2 separate regions of the Homo sapiens genome follow, and region 1 is linked to region 2. The links are chromatin loops, found by intact Hi-C in ENCODE. Cell type or tissue: OCI-LY7. All regions are shown on one strand. Each heading gives the region's core, and the rest is flanking DNA. Links, peaks and the distances in the headings are about the cores only.

Region 1 (5,372 bases), core at 234-5,233, 84 kb after region 2:
ATGTGACCATTTGAGGTTGGCTTTTTTCACTCAGCACAATACCCTCTAGATCCATCCAGGCTGTTGTGTGTGTCAATAATAGTTCATTCCTTCTTACTGCTGAGTAGTATTCCATGATGTGAATGTACCAGGGTTTGTTTAACCTGTTGAAGAATAGCTAAGTTGTTCCCAGTTTTTGGTGGTTACAAACAAAGTTATTCTTATACAGGTTTTTGTATAGACATACGTTTTCATTTCTCTAGGATAAATGCCCAAAGTGCAATTGCTAGGCTGTATGACAAATGTATGTTTAAGTTTTTTAAAGAAACTGCCACCAGGTGTGGTGGTGCATGCCTGTAATCCCAGTACTTTGGGAAGCTGAGACAGGTGGATCACTTGAGCCCAGAAGTTCGAGACCAGCCTGGGCAGCATGGTGAAATCCTATCTCTACAAAAAATACAAAAATTAGCCAGGTATGGTGGCTTGTGCCTGTAGCCCCAGCTACTCAGGAGGCTGAGGCAGGAGGATTGCTTGAGCCCAGGAGGTGGAAGCTGCAGTGAGCCAAGATCACAGCACTGCACTCCAGCCTGGGTGACAGAGTGAGACCCTGTCTCAAAAAGAAACTGCCAAACTAGTTCCTGGAGTGGCTATACCATTTTATTTTGCCGTGAGCAATACATGAGTGCTCCAGTTTCTTCATGTCTTCACCAGAATTTGGTATTATTACTATTTTATATTTTAGCCACTATGATAGGTATAATGATGGCTCATCATGGTCTTAATTTGCATTTCCCTGGCACCTGATGATGTGGACCATCTTTCCATGTGCTTATTACCATCTGTATATTCTTTCCGGTAAAATGTTTCTTCATATATTTTACTCATTTTCTAAATGGCTTGTTTTCTTCTTCTTGTTTTTTGAGACAGGGTCTTGCTCTATTGTCCAGGCTGCAGTGCAGTGGTGCGATCACGGGTCACTGCAGCCTCCACCTCCCGGGTCAGGTGATCCACCCACCTCAGCCTCCCGAGTAGCTGGGACCACAGGTGCACACCACCATGCCCAGCTAATTTCTTTTATTATTGTTATTTTTATTTTTTGCAGAGACAAGGTCTTGCTATGTTGGCCAGGCTGGGGCTTGTCTGTAGTGTTTTGGGAGTTCTTTGTGTATTCTAAAGTCCTTTGTCAGATGTGTGGTTTATGTTTTCTCTCAGTCTGTAGCTTAACAGTTCTGAATTTTGATGAGGTCCAGTTTATTGATTTTTTTTTCTTTTGTGGCTCATACTTTGTAAAGAAATATTTACCTAGCCCTAAGTCCGAAAGATTTTCTCCTTCGTATTCTTCTAAAATGGTTATAGTTTTATGTTTTGCGTTTACGTTTATGATTGAATTTGGGTTAATTTTTTTGTAAGGAGTTAGGTTTCAGTCAAAGTTCATATTTTTGCCATGGTTGCACCATTTGCTTTTTTTGTTGTTTTGTTTGTTTGTTTGTTTTGAGATGGGGTCTCACTCTGTCACCCAGGCTGGAGTGCAGTGACATGATCTTGGCTCACTGCAACCTCCGCCTCCTGGGCTCAAGCGATCCTCCCATCTCAGCCTCCTGCGTATCTGGGACCACAGGCACGTTCCAGCACACCTGGCTAATTTTTGTATTTTTGTAGAGATGAGGTTTCACCCTGTTGCCCAGGCTGGTCTTGAACTCCTGACCTCAGCTGATCTCCCTGTGTTGTCCTCCCAAAGTGCTGAGATTACAGGCATGAGCCACTGCGCCCAGCCAACACCATTTGTTGAAAGCACTCTTGCAAAAAGCAGTTGACTTTACTCATTTGAGGCTATTTCTGGATTTTCTACTTTGTTCCACTGATACTTGTCTATCCCTTCACCAGTACCACACTGTCTTGATTATTGTAGCTATATATAATAAGTCTTGAAATTTGGTGGTGATTCCTCTCGCTATTCTTTTTGTCAGAATTGTTTTAGCTATTCTAAATTCCTTTGTCTTTTCATATAAAGTTTAGACTAACCTTCCCTGGATCTGCAAAACATCTTGTAGAGATTTTGATAGAAATGGTGTTATATCTGTATATCAATTTGGTGGCAATTGACAGCTTTACTAATTCTTTCAACACGTGAATACAGAGAATCTTCCATTTATTTAGGTCTTCTTTGATATCTTTTATCAGTATTTTGTTGTTTTCAGCATACGGTTCCTGTATGTGTTTTGTTAGATTTACACGTATTTCTTTTTGTTGTTCTTGTTTTTAGGTTTTATTTTGCTTCGTTTTTGTTTTTAACAGAGATGGGGGTCTTGCTTTGTTGCCCAGGCTGGTCTTGAACTCCTGGCCTCAAGTGGTCCTCCGGCCTTGGTCTCCCAAAATGCTGGGATTACAGGAGTGAGCCACTGAGCTCGGCCTCTTTTTTTTTTTTTTTTTTTGAGTGATTGTAAGTGGTATTGTATTGTATTCCTTTTCTTTTCTTTTCCTTTCTTTTCTTTTCCTTTCCTTTCCTTTCCTTTTTTTTTTTTTTTTTTTTTTTGAGGTGGAGTCTTGCTCTGTCACCTAGGCTGGACTGAGCAGTGGCTCAGTCTTGGCTCACTGCAACCTCCACCTCCTGGGTTCATGTAATTCTCCTGCCTCAGCCACCTGAGTAGCAGGGACTACAGGTGCTTGCCACCAGCCCAGCCAATTTTTGTATTTTTAGTAGAGAGGAGGTTTCAACAGTTGCCCAGGCTAGTCTTGAACTCCTGGGCTCAAGTGATCCATCTTCCTCGGCCTCCCAAAGTGCTGGGACTACAGGCATGAGCCACCACGCCCAGCCTGGTGTTGTATTTTAAATTTCAGTTTACATGTGTTCGTTGTTAGTATACAGAAGTACAATTGAATCTTGTGTGTTAATTTTGTATCCCAGGACCTTGCTAAACTCTTTTATTTGGTCTAGGAGTTTATTTGTAGATTCTTTGGGATTTTCTAGTAGACCATCGTGCCATCTATAAATAGGAACCGTTTTATTTCTTCTCTTCTGATCTGTGTGACTCCCCCTCTTTTCTTGCCTACTGTGCTGGCTAGGTCTTCCAGTACCATCTTTAATAGTGTTGGGAGAGTGAAGTTCCTTGCCTTTTTCTGCATCATGAATTTGTATATTTTTACATTTTTCTCAAGACAAAAATCCAGTCCTTTTATCCCCTGTTGCTCACTATTTACTGTGACTTTTTCTATTTTAAGTGGGTTTTAAAGGAGGCTTTTCCTGATGCCAGTTTCCCTTGGGAAATGAAGGGCCTCTTCCTGTATCCTCGCCCCTTCCCTCCCCGTTTTCCTGGCTTTTTAAGGGCATGGACTTTGACGCCCCCTAGTGGCCGCGTGGAGCCACGTCTCCTCTCGCCCCTAGGGGAGAAGCGTGGACTGGGGACGTGGGGGGACCCGGGGACGGCTCCATCCTCCTTTCCCCATCCCTACCCCCACCCCAGTGTCTCCTGAGGCACAGGGTCCCCACGGGCCGGGCTGACCCCCTGCCCCCTGGTGTCTGCAGACAGCGGTCTCGGGCCCCGGGCCCGGCCAGATGGTGGCACCGGTAACCGGGTACAGCCTGGGCGTGCGGCGAGCTGAGATCAAGCCCGGGGTGCGCGAGATCCACCTGTGCAAGGACGAGCGCGGCAAGACCGGGCTGAGGCTGCGGAAGGTCGACCAGGTAGGGCGCGGGGGCTGGGTGGGAAGAGGAGCTCGAGCTGCACGCGCTCTCCCGCCAGGCCTCAGAGCTCAGAGGGCCCGTCCACAGTAAGGAAGGTGCAGAGCGGGCCTCCTAACCCCAGCGGCCAGGCTCTTGCCCCCAGTCCCTCCTCCCCGAGACCCGGGCGGGGCTGGTGCTGGGTTGCGCAGGGCCCTCCACTGGCCTCTCCGTGGGCTTCCGTCGCTCGGAGGAGCCTCCCTTCCCCACCTGCCCTTCGCTGCCCAGGGCATCTAGCTTCCAGGCGACGGTGTAGACAGCCGACGCCAGGGAAGCCCATGCCTTTGTGAATGGTACAGTGGAGTGTTTCGGAGTGCAGCCCCAGGCCAGGGTTGAAATCCTGACTCACCTGCTTCCTAACTATGAGGCCTAGAGTGTTTCCTCCCCGGTAAATGGGGTAACCTTGGTGCCTGCCATGCAGAGCTGTGTCCCTGGCACCCTGTAGGTTCCTGGAGTATCAGGAGGAAAACAACAGGTTGGAAGAGGGATCTGTGCCTAGGGTGGGCCAGGGACACTGACTCTGGGGCCCTGCCTCCCCCAGGGGCTCTTTGTGCAGTTGGTCCAGGCCAACACCCCTGCATCCCTTGTGGGGCTGCGCTTTGGGGACCAGCTCCTGCAGATTGACGGGCGTGACTGTGCTGGGTGGAGCTCGCACAAAGCCCATCAGGTGGTGAAGAAGGCATCAGGCGATAAGATTGTCGTGGTGGTTCGGGACAGGTGAGTAGCCAGGCCCGGGCAGCCTCTCCGTCTCACCCCAGCCATGTCCCCAGGACAGCTCACTGTCCCTCCTGCCAGGCCGTTCCAGCGGACTGTCACCATGCACAAGGACAGCATGGGCCACGTCGGCTTCGTGATCAAGAAGGGGAAGATTGTCTCTCTGGTCAAAGGGAGTTCTGCGGCCCGCAACGGGCTCCTCACCAACCACTACGTGTGTGAGGTGGACGGGCAGAATGTTATCGGGCTGAAGGTAGGCTGGTGGCCGCACCAGGGAGGGACTGCCGGGTGGTGGGAGGGCTCAGGTCTTTGGGCAGCTTGCTTACCCCACCTGAGCCTCAGCATCCTCTTCCTAAGGTTGCTGTGAGGGTTCAGTAAGACGGTGTTCGTAGGGCTGGGTGCGGTGACTCACGTCTGTAATCCCAGTGCTTTGAGAGGCCAAAGCAGGAGGATCACTAAGTCCAGGAGCACGAGACCAGCCTGGGCAATGTGAAACCCTCTTTCCACAAAAAAAACTAAAAAATTAGCCAAGCGTGGTGGTGCACACCTGTAGTCCTAGCTACTCAGGAGGCTGAGGTGGGAGGACTAATTGAGCCTGGGAGGTCAAGGATGCAGTGAGCTATGATCATGCCACTGCACTCCAGCCTGGGCAACAGAGAGAGACCCTGTCTCCAAAAAAAAAAAAAAAAGACAGTGTACCTAGAGCTCTGAGCACAGTGCCAGGCACATAGCAGGTGCTTAATACATAATAGCTATTGCTGGCTGCATGGACACCTCCTTGCTCTGTATGGCACTTTTTTTGGTATAGTGGATCATGTTCAGTAGTTTAGGAATGTTTTAGAAAATCGTTATTCAGAAATCCATGGGGTCGTGAGGTTCTTCAGAACTGGGTTTGTCCCAGCCAGCCACACTTCTTGAGATCGTTTGTCTTTTCAAAGTTTATTTCCACCTGTGGCCATCA
Region 2 (5,372 bases), core at 233-5,232:
AAGCTAAATGTAATTTTGTTTGAGGTGGTAACTGGTCTCCTAATCCCCCTTTTTGTTTATTCAACATACATTGTAATGTTTGATGTACCCGCTCTATAATGCCTTGTCCTCAAGGGATGTAAGGAATTCCTGTTTTATGGGTTATAGCCCAAAGCTGTAAGAAATTTTGAAAAGCATGACTAGTATAAGCGGGTCCATTGTCAGTTTTTAATTGTTTAGGAATCCCCATATGAGCAAATGATGACAGACAATGTGGCCGTACATGACCAGCTGTCTCACCTGTTTGGCATGTAGCAGGCAGCATATGAGAATAAGTGAAACAAATTAAGCAGTTCGGGGTCTAGAGTACTTTTAATTGTAGCAGTTTCTATGCGACTGGTTACATTCACAACATAGGCTGAATCACAGACAATGTTGATAGGATCTGCAGCTGTGAGCTGTAAAACCTGAATGACTGCAATCAACTCTGAGTGTTGAGCTGAAACCCCAGAGGTCATTATTGTTTGAGTATGTTTAGGTCCATAAATAGCTGCATGACCTTTGGAAGAGCCATCAGTAAAATAAGTCTGGCCACCTGGAATAAGCTTGTGATGAGTAATCACAGGAAGAATGAAAGAATGGACTTTATAAAACTGCAAAATTTTGTCTGAGGGATAATGAAATCAAAGGTTTCTGTAGCTGTAGCTGGGAGGCATGCCATTGCCGAACTCAACTTCTGCCTCTGGTTAATTGCCGCGGGGAATCTAAAGAAGAATCTCCCTGCGGGGTTTAACCTGCCTTTCCAGTTACTGATATCGGGTTAGGGTTTCCTTGTAGGGATTTCCCTAAACCTTTCCCACTCTGATATCCCATGTCCTTCAACATTTTAAATCCTGGGTTATCAAAGTTTTCATATGTAAGTCTCATATCCCATGCTGTAAATCTCGATAAACTGATATGGCTATCAATTTATAGCCATAAATTGATAGCTATATTTTCAACATAAGGCTGAAAAGTACATGATTGTCCATCCAGACCAAGACAAGATAAAAATCTCAGCACTCTGTTGAACACTTTTAGCTGCTCCTACTCCCACTAGGGATGTGGCAGTTATTCTGAGAGGCCATGCTGGGGGCCAGTCCTTACTGGATATTACTGACACATCAGCTCTTGTGTCCATAAGCCCATAAAATTTCTTTCCTTTAATTTGTACTACACAGGTGGGCCTACTAGAGGCTATAGATTGTGATAAATAGATTTCTCGTGTAGTTGTGCTCCCAAACCCTTTATTTCCTTGTTTCTCCTTTAGTGGAGAAGGGTATAATTTGCAGGGAATAAGCAATAATTGTGCTATATATTCTCCCAGTTCAAAAACCCAAAGATCTTGTGACATTAAAACTACTTGAATTTCTCCTTCATAATCAGAGTCAACAACTCCTGGGACTACAGTAATGCTTTGCAAGTTAAGGTGGCTTTTGCCTAAAATTAGTCCCCTGTATCCTGCTGGTAAAGGTCCCCAGATGCCAGTGGGAATTTTGATAGGTTTGTCTCCACCAACTAACATTACCTGTTCTCTGACTGGGAGATCTAATCCTGCACTTCTGGGTGTTCCTGGAATGAGGGAATCAATGTTTCTCCTGGGACCCGCCCCTGAAATGGGGTTGTGGTCTGAACTGGGAATGCCCTCATTGTTTGAGGGACCCAGGTCCAGGCCCCCTTCTCGTTTCCCGACAGTGGGGGATGCCATTCTGATGAAATCTTGAGCGGCACTGATTACCCCAGTGATTTCCTTTGTTACAGCGAGGAGAGTCCTGGCATGTTTTCCACTATGGAGGGAGGGGTACTGCATTATAAGATCCTTTCTGTCCTGAGATCTGGCAGCATTCCTTTTTAAAATGTCCAGTTTTTCCACAATTATAACATTTTCCTACTTTAGGGCTTAATCCTTGGCTCCTTTTAGATTTGTCAACTGCTAGATTAGCCATTGCTTGCGCTAACATTGAAGACCCATGAAGCTCAGTTCCTACATCCTGACAAGCTCTGAGAAAAGTTTTTTGTACACCTCACAGGTGCCAGTGCACGTTTACAATCTGCGTTTGCATTCTCAAAAGCTAAAGTTAAGGTTAGCATTTCCGTGGCAGTGGCAAGAGGAATTTGATGCTTCACTGCCTCTTGTAATCTTGCAAGAAACTGCGCGTAGGGTTCCTGTGACCCTTGCATGATATGTAAAAAGGACAGTACTGGGACTCCCTCTTCAGGAATTGTGGCCCAGGTGTGTTTAGCAGCCTGTGCACACTGCTGATAAGCAGCGTCTGGGAGTGCCATTTGACGTTCCAGGTCTGAATAAGGGCCATTACCCAATAGCATATCCTCTGTAATGTCTCCATGTCCAGCAATATGGTTCTGTCTAGCCTGGTCTGCACACAGTTCTTGCCAATTTAAATACCACGTCAGATATGCACTAGCAGACAAGCAAGTTTGAGCCAAGTGTTTTACATCAAAGGGTAGAAGACACATAGCACCAAATGCAGATTCTACCAATCCTAAAGTGAATGGGCTCTGTACCCCATTATTAGCTACACTCGTTACACTTACAGAAATAGGAAAAGTACAAGGTCCTAAGGGCTCCCCTTAGCTATGGCAGCAGAGCATAAAATTCTTTGTATTGGGGTCACTATTTCTGCTACCAAAGGAGGCGGTACAGATGTTTCTGCAACTGGAGGGGGCGGTGTAGGCCAATTTTTATCCTCCCTCTCCATTTTTTATTTTCAATTGGAGCTGTGGGTGGGACAACAGATTCTTTCAGATTTTTTAGACTCAGCCTGCTGTCCAGCAGAATAATAAGGAGATAGCAGAAGAACAGTACGAACTAGACTCCAAGTGGAGAAAACAGAAGAATCAACTTTAGGACCTTTTTGATGAGCCTGTTTTAATCCTTCTCCTGGTCTATCCCAATTTTCCACATCAAGAGTGCCTGCCTGTGGAAACCATGGGTTATGCGTAATAACCTTTTGTGGCTTCTGCAGGAGGTTAGTTAGTGCCTGCGAATTAACCTGAGCTCCAGACTGTCTCAACAGAACTTTAAGCAACTGCACATGATGTTTTTCTTCAATAGACAAATTCTGCTTCATGTTACCCTGATTCAGAAAACTTCCCATTCCAAGTACTTCTTTAGAGCACTGACCTTATATCGTTCCCAGTACCTCTTTAGGGCACTGACCTTCTATCTGCTGCCAGCAGACTCATCCTGGGGTCCCCGTTCATCTTGTCAATTTCAATTCCTCTGCTCCAGCAGAGCTTCTTCATTCACGTCTTCAAAGTCCCTGTGTTCAGATGCCACGTGTCCGACATCCTTGGAGTCCCTGTTCTGGGTCGCCACTTGTCACCTGCACAGACCTTGGGGGACTGAACAAAGGGGGCAAACATGGGAATAAAAGACAAAGACAAGAGAGCATATTTGAAAGAAGGGGTCAGGGGGCTCCTTGCTTCTGGTAAACAGGGGGCCTGAGCTTTAGAGCCCTTCACATTTATTAGGCAAAAGAGATAGCAAGAAGTGGGGGGTGATTGTCGGTTAGCAGTTTGATTTACAGCAGGCTTGCAAGACTGCAGTCTTTGAACAATAGGATCTAGATGTCCCAGTAGATAATCTCAATGAGCATGGCGCCAGGGCCCTCAGCAAACCTCCTGGCGGCAGGCGCAGTTGTGAGTTTGCCCACATCCTGCATTCATGATAAACAGTTTGCTGTTTGATCATATATCCTTCAGTGGAATGCTGAGTTGGTCACAATCCCTTTGGCCTTTTCAGCTCCCAACAGATGGGTACAATAGCAGAATGGAGATTGCAGGGAAACATGCCAGTGATCTCAAAGATAGAAAAATAGAAATTATCCAATCTGAACAACAGAGAAAAAGGACTGGGGGGAGCTGAACAGAACTTCAGGCACCTGTGAGACAATTCCAAAATATCTAATGTTCGTGTTACCAGGATCTGAGAAGAACAGGAGAAACAGAATGGAGCAGAAGAAAATATCTGAAGAAATAATGGCTGAAAACTTCCCAAATGTGGTGAAAGGCATACACCTATAGACTCAGGAAGCTGAGTAAACCACAAACAGGATAAACCAAAGGAAATCCAACCCCCATTTTTCAGGTTTTAGAACTTCAGGGAGGGAGTCACTTCCCCTTGTCATGAGGGATGCTTATGACTTCAGACTGAAATGATTCCCTGTCTCCTGTTACACAAAGAGAGTGAAAATAAATTTAATCAGTTCAGAATGATATTAAATGAAAGTCAGAATCTCCTGCTCTTTCTCCCAGTTCCATCTCTTAGAGTCACTCACTCTTTCTGTTTTTTGTTCTGGTTTGCTAAGGGTGATCCCAAAGAACTTAACTACTTAACAGAGTTGTTAATAACTAGGCTATATATAAACAGAATCTAAATTAATTTAGAAAGGAACTCTCCCAGTTACTTCAAAAAATCAGATAAATGCTTAATAAGTGCCCCTTGTCCCCAGGTCCAATTCATCTTAGGTCTGGTGGCAGAACTGATAGCTACATGCTTTCCTGTGTTTTCCCAAAGCACTGAGGAAGAAGTGGTGCAAATGTGAGGTTCTTGGGGAACCCCCATCTATATAAACAAAGCTTATATCCATGGATTGAGATGGCCACTGTCTCAAAGGCAGGTCTATGTTTTGAACCGATACCCAATTCAGAGCCATGAGAGAGACCACAGGATGAATGTGAGGCAAGCCTTATTCTGCTAGGCTTCAGGGAAAACGGAATCCAGGAACTCTCTCGCCCCTGGTTGCTCTCATTCTCCATCATTTATTCTCGCTGCAGTCTGATTTTCTCTAGGTGGTGTGAAGCAGTGTCCTGGCGACTGCTGGGGCCCTCTTTTTAATTTCATCTTTCGATCTCCATTCTTCCATTCTATGAGCACAGAACCTCTGATTTTAGTTGGGTGTGTGTACACCCAGAATGAAGACTTTATTCCCTAGCCTCCCATGCAGCTAAATTTGACCATATAACTAAGTTATAGTCAATGTGAAGTATAACGGGAAGAGATGTGTGCAATTCTAAGTCGTACCCTTAAAGGAAAAGGGAATGTACCCCCCATTCCTCCTTTCCCCCTTCCCACTAGCTGAGATGAAAATATGTTGGAGAGCCAACTTGGACCATGCATATGAGGGTAGGATTCTAAGGATGGGGAGCCACAAGTAGAAGAAGGATGAGTCCCTGGGCAGCCTGTGAAGTCCTACCTGCACTGAACCACCTGCCTCTGAACTGTTACATGAGAGAGACAGCAACTTCAGCCTCTTTTCAGCCACAGTTAATTTGGTTCTGTTACAGCCTGTATTCTTACTACATTAAAATTTCCAAAGCAGTCACGAGCT

The links. A loop is a pair of places that touch in the nucleus more often than their neighbours do. Peaks named below come from ENCODE experiments on the same cell type or tissue, not always from the same donor. Only the 100,000 strongest peaks of a DNase experiment are listed, where the experiment ranks them.
Region 1: it touches region 2 in a loop (7-fold over the local background); 96 of 110 quality-filtered maps call a loop at or near these places.

The regions. Positions count from the first base shown.
Region 1 is chr20:1,311,629-1,317,000 of GRCh38, reverse strand. It overlaps SDCBP2 (syndecan binding protein 2), which reads left to right. Exons shown (of 9, transcript NM_080489.5): 5 at 3,503-3,661; 6 at 4,239-4,414; 7 at 4,493-4,664. FKBP1A-SDCBP2 (FKBP1A-SDCBP2 readthrough (NMD candidate)) reads left to right here. Exons shown (of 10, transcript NR_037661.1): 6 at 3,503-3,661; 7 at 4,239-4,414; 8 at 4,493-4,664. Among named protein-coding and RNA genes, the nearest start is that of SDCBP2-AS1, 11 kb to the left of the region's middle. In OCI-LY7, for the core only: CTCF peaks have their summits at 3,118 and 3,321 (motif pointing left); a DNase peak (open chromatin) is centred at 3,330.
Region 2 is chr20:1,395,223-1,400,594 of GRCh38, reverse strand. No RefSeq gene overlaps it. Among named protein-coding and RNA genes, the nearest start is that of FKBP1A-SDCBP2, 4.7 kb to the right of the region's middle. In OCI-LY7, for the core only: CTCF peaks have their summits at 2,175, 2,379 and 2,677; a DNase peak (open chromatin) is centred at 2,154; H3K27ac peaks cover 1,108 bases.